Regions from separate parts of the Homo sapiens genome. Here region 1 is linked to region 2. The links are chromatin loops, found by intact Hi-C in ENCODE. Cell type or tissue: A673. All regions are shown on one strand. Each heading gives the region's core, and the rest is flanking DNA. Links, peaks and the distances in the headings are about the cores only. Region 1 overlaps ANO3 (anoctamin 3). Region 2 has its middle 13 kb from the start of LGR4.

The links. A loop is a pair of places that touch in the nucleus more often than their neighbours do. Peaks named below come from ENCODE experiments on the same cell type or tissue, not always from the same donor. Only the 100,000 strongest peaks of a DNase experiment are listed, where the experiment ranks them.
Region 1: a loop joins it to region 2, with 1.9 times the contacts of the local background. A loop is called at or near these places in 2 of 110 quality-filtered maps.

What each region holds. Positions count from the first base shown.
Region 1 is chr11:26,648,219-26,651,034 of GRCh38, forward strand. The region is part of intron 24 of ANO3 (anoctamin 3); the gene reads left to right. Among named protein-coding and RNA genes, the nearest start is that of SLC5A12, 72 kb to the right of the region's middle. In A673, for the core only: CTCF peaks have their summits at 1,762 (motif pointing left) and 1,965; a DNase peak (open chromatin) is centred at 1,753; H3K27me3 peaks cover 1,525 bases.
Region 2 is chr11:27,484,565-27,487,380 of GRCh38, forward strand. No RefSeq gene overlaps it. Among named protein-coding and RNA genes, the nearest start is that of LGR4, 13 kb to the left of the region's middle. In A673, for the core only: a CTCF peak has its summit at 1,542 (motif pointing left); a DNase peak (open chromatin) is centred at 1,537.

The sequences.
Region 1 (2,816 bases), core at 317-2,816, 840 kb before region 2:
GCTAATCAAACTGCTGAATGGAGCAGTGCTAGTTTGTGGGAAGAAGCAGAACTTGAAGGAACTGTCAGCTCTGTGACTGGAGATTTTCAAAAGGAATTTACAACTAGGGGTTTTAAGGACGCAAAAAATCCTGTCTCCCATGTATTTTCTTTTAAAATTTAAGTCCACTCTTTGCAACATAGTTTCTCAGCCTCTGCACTATTGACGTTTTAGATCAGGTAATTCTGTCTTTTCATGGAGGGCAGAGGGCTGTCTTGTACATTGCAGGATGTTTAGCAGCACCCTTGGTCACCACCCGGTAGATACCAATAGTAACCTCACTATTCCCCAAGTTGTGGCAACCATAATTATCTCTGGGCATTGCCAGATGTCCTCTGGGGGACAAAATGACCCAGTTTAGAACCACTGCTTTAGGTGATACAGGTTTTCTCAGCTCTTTCCTTACTTAAATAAGGTATTGGGGGAAAAATGTAAGAGGGCATTGGATTTGAGGAACGGAGAGGAGTTGGAGGCACATGAAACAGAGCTGTAGCTGGAGATCAGCCTTAGGTGTGGAAGAAGCGACAGGAGAAGCTGCTTCTCCTGCTTCCTTCAGGAGTAGCTTTGGGTGTGCAGCTGATCCGGATGCAGGGCATGTGCCACAACAGGATGAGCCCTGGAATAGGAGGAAATGCACTGTTAACTCTGCTGAGGAACTGACGTTTTCTCAGATCAATGAAATACCTTTCTGGATATAAATGTCTCAGTTGTTTCAGATAGGTGATAAAGGGATGGATATTTCCTTTATGTATTGCATATCGTGGGGTCTTGTCAAAGGATTTTAACTTGAAGCCGGACATTTTAGGTTCGAGTTGTAACTTTGCCTTTTTTTAAAATTTTATAATAAATTGTCTACTTTATTTTAGAGATAATTGAAAATACAGAAGAATAAAAGGCCATAAAAACCCTAGCAAAAACAAAACGAGACTATAATTCCATTCCAGAAATACATATTACTAATATTTTGAACCCATCTTTTCAGATGTATTCTATTCATGTACACATTTTAAAGGTATATAACAGTAGAATCTGACTTTTTTGATAATCTGTTCTTAATTATTTCTGCCCTTAACAATATAGAATGAGTAAATATTAAACTTCTGTAGTTTTAAACTTAGACATGCTTATCCTGTATTCTGCTTTTTAGTAAAAGGCATGTCATTAATCTGGACCTAGTTGGTTCATAATAAGAAATGTTCGGCCGGGCGCGGTGGCTCACGCCTGTAATCCCAGCACTTTGGGAGGCCTAGGTGGGCAGATCGCAAGGTCAGGAATTCCAGACCAGGCTGGCCAACATGGTGAAACCCCCTCACTACTAAAAATACAAAAATTAGCTGGGCGTGGTGGCGGGCGCCTGTAATCCCAGCTACTCGGGTGGCTGAGGTAGGAGAATCGTTTGAACCCGAGAGGCGGAGGTTGCAGTGAGCCAAGACCGCGCCATTGCACTCCAGCCTGGACGACAGGGCAAAATTTCGTCTCAAAAAAAAAATATATATTCATAGCCCTTATGATTAAGAAGTGGTGTCTGAAATAAGATCTTATGAACTCTAAAGCACAATTTAAGTGTAAGAGGGATTTCGTATTAGTAGTTTTAAAAACCCTGTTTTTTCTTAGTTCAAAATAATCTAGAAGCAGATGTTAAGGATTTAAAATATACAGGCTTGTTAGGGAGCCCTCTTCCATAGCATTATTTGCCAGTGTCTTCACTGCCACCTAGTGGCAGGTGAAAATGAGATTGACTGGGTATCTAGCACTCTGCGTTTATGTAGATAGCGCCTGCCTTTCGTGTAGATAGCGCCCGACATCTCCATATTCATCGGTTAGGAATATAGACTAATTTCAAGCAAAGATGTGGAGGGCTTATGTTACAGTGACACCACACATTCAGAGGAGCACCCTGTTTATTTTCCATGTATGCTTAGCAGCTAAATTGGCATAGATTCATTCAGATTGGAAATTTTCGGAGCAAGGTGGCGGAAGAAGATGACAGTGGGAGGGGAGGATATTGGCAAAAGAGTAGGTGAAATGATAAATTATTTGTTCTAGTATGGACAACGAATGGAGTGAAGCCAGCATAGCTCTGTAATTAAGAATTCAAGGTTTAGAATCAGATAGATGCGTGTTTGAATCTAGGTTCCGAGGGCAGTCCTTCTTAACATGTGGTCTGCAGATCTCCTTCAGGGGTCCATGAAGTCGATGCGATTTTTATACTGAAATTAAGATATCATTTGCCCTTTTCATATATTGACATTTTCCCTAGTGATCCAAAAATATTGGTGAATAAAGTTTCTGGTAGTTTTGCATAACTAAAGGCAGTGGCACCAAACAGTATTGCTAGTGATTGTATTCCTCACCATAATTTGGCCAACATAAAAAATTTCAGTAAGAAGTTCAGTGTGTCCTCAGTGAAGCAGCAATAATTATTGATTTAATAAAATCTCCACTATTGAATAGATGCCTTTTAAATATTCTATGTGACAAAATAGGAAGTGTGCATAAACCACTTTCTGCTGAATGCCAAAGCGTAATGGTCGTCTCAAAGAAAAAAAATACTCATGTGATCGTTGGAGTTACAAACTGAGCAAACTTTTTTCCAACATGAAATAATGATTGCCAGACAAACTATGATTATTCAGACTTGGATACTTAGCAGTCTTTTACAGAATGCTCACTACTAGCTTGTCATTTTAAAGAAAATAATTGCTATATTTATTGCCATTGAAAAAGTTCAAGCACTGAAGTGAAAGTTAAGAATTTTGGATAACTTTTGTTTACCA
Region 2 (2,816 bases), core at 294-2,793:
GGATTACAGGTGCCCGCCACCATGCCCGGCTAATTTTTGTATTTTTAGTAGCGACAGGGTTTCACCATGTTGGCCAGGCTGCTCTTGAACTCCTGACCTCGTGATCTACCTGCCTCGGCCTCCCAAAGTGCAGGGATTACAGGTGTGAGCCACTGCACCTGGCAGTTTAGTTTTAAAATTACAGTTAATATTTAAAAAAAATGTTTTTAGGCTGGGCATGGTGACTCAGGCCTGTAATCCCAGCACTTTGGGCAGCCGAGGCAGGTGGATTACTTGAGGCCAGGAGTTTGAGACCAGCCTGGCCAACACAGCGAAACCCTGTCACTACTAAAAATACAAAAAATAGCTGGGTATGGTGGTGCATGCCTGTAATCTCAGCTATTTGGGAAGCTCAGGCACCAGAATCACTTGAACCCAGGAGGCAGAGGTTACAGTGAGCTGAGATCATGCCACTGCACTCCAGCCTGGGTGACGGAGACTCTTGTCTCCAAAAAAGTTTCTAAAGGTTTAGGATATACTAAATAATATACGTATACTGCCTCTTCTATTATACTTTTGGTGTTTTCTTTGACCTACACTGTATCAGCATTTTCAGGAAACAATATGAAACAATTATAATTTCCCATTAAATGTCTCTCTATATATGTATACATATGCATATATATATATAAAATGATAATTAGCAGGGTGTGGTGGCCTGCACCTATAGTCCCAGCTACTCAGGAGGCTGAGGTGGGAGGTCACGTGAGCCCGGGAGGTTGAGGTTACAGTGAGCCATGATGACACCATTGCACTCCAGCCTGGACGACAAAAAAAGACACTGTTTCCAAAAAAAAAAAAAAAATCCTCAGAAATAGAAGAAACTTTGGGGATATGTGCTAAATCCTCTCATTTAATAGTGTGAAATCAGACCCACAGAGGATAACCAAATTACCCAAGGCCACAACATACCTAGTTATAGACAGAACTGGAGCTAATATCTAGGTCAACTGCTCTTTCTACTCTGTACTCGGTTTAATTTTTATTTTAAATTTTCACGGAAAAGAACATTTTTGACAAGTTTATTGTCACACACAACAAGTTAATCGCAATGATTCCGATGGTCTCCAGTTTATTTAAAAGAAGCTGCCACATCCCCTATGAAATTACTTTTCTCAAACATCCTGTGAGGGGTGAAGACACGTAAGAGAAGCAAAGCCAAAGATAATTTCCAGTCATCTAAAGTTGTTTATATTTAGTAGAAGGACCGAAAAAGCAGTATTAAATACACCACCCCACCACCTTCCCAAACCTTTATACTAAGTGGTAGATGACTATTCATGTAGTTTGGTATTTTACATGTTTGTTTTATTTAGGGTTTATTTGGGAGGAGTTGTTTCTCCACATTTACAAAGCTTTGAATTTTATAAAATACATTTCAATTTAAATTTTGAATTAAAAAGAAAAGATGGAGTACATTTTAAATCTTTGGTCTGAGCTTCAGTTAGCAAGAACTGCTAGAAAATTCTAAAATAGAAACAATAGCACTTTGGCGTCACCTTGTGGTCAAATGTGAAAAGGTAGGAGAAAAGGATTATGCATATAGCATAATAAATTTGTGAGGAGTTATTTGTATTTACAGAAGGCAATGGGGGGAAAAGTGTGTGTGTGTGTGTATGTGTGTGTGTCTGTGTGATTAAGTCCTTCCCTCCTTAGCTTTAAAAGAAAAATATCATATTATAAATTCCAATACTGCCAATATTTGCAACAAAGGTTTAATTTTGTTTGCAGCCATTCTATTTTATAATTATGGATAGGTTCATGTGTTTGCCTGGATGCAGGGATACCATCCTTTCTAGCTTTTATCATGTGAGTGATCACTCCTACCCGCTTCCACCCTTGGTAAAATTGACTCCATGGGAGTGGAGTGGCATCTGACTGGTAATCTGAGAGGCAACAGGCCCTTATCCTAGCCACTCCTAGAGAGGGGGCAACCTCTGCCCCTGCGGGATGGGCACCATCAGAGTTCAGTCCCGACCATGCCCATTCCATGCCTGAAAATTGGCCAGACTGAGCCCCCCAGCCACAGGCTTCTCTGAGAAGTTTTCTCTGGCCAGTTTTCAGAATGCCCATTTTCTTCTCAGGCCTCAGGTACATGCCCCTGCCCAGCCTTGAGCAGAGTGTCAGCTCTGTGAGAGCAAGAGCTTTGTTTTGTTCTCCACAGAATTCCCAGCCCCTAACTGTGGCTGGCAAATAGTGGACATCCGACAAACATTTGTGGTCAGTATAAATTAATAAATAATAAAGCTCATATTCTGGCCCTCATCTGCCACTCATTTATTTCCTACTGTACCTAGAACCCAAGTGGGGAAGGGAGATACTCTTTATTGGTCCCTGTCAAAAACCCCGATTTCCCAGATAGTCCGAGAGTGGCTTCTTCAGTTCACGCCATTCAGGTCTCTTTAAATGTCATCTCAGATGTCCTTTCCTGTCCTATCAAAAATAACACCACAGTCTTCTTTCAAATTGTTTCTTCTGTGAACAAATATTGTTTACTATGTGGTAGGTGCTGTTCTCCGCTCTAAATACACAACAGAAAACTAAACAGGGGCCTGCCTGCCCTCAACAAGTTTATAATCTTGAGGAGGGAGTAGCCAAAATTGACAAATATATAGCAATAGAGGGCAAAGGAGGTTCCAGGTAGAGAGAACCGCAAGTGTGAAGGCCTGTCCTGTTGGAGACACTTGGAGACAGAGAGGGAAAAAGTGTATGAGTGAAGGCTGGGGAGGGAAGCAGAAGCTGGATTATGCAGGGCTTGGTGGGTCATAGAGAGGGGC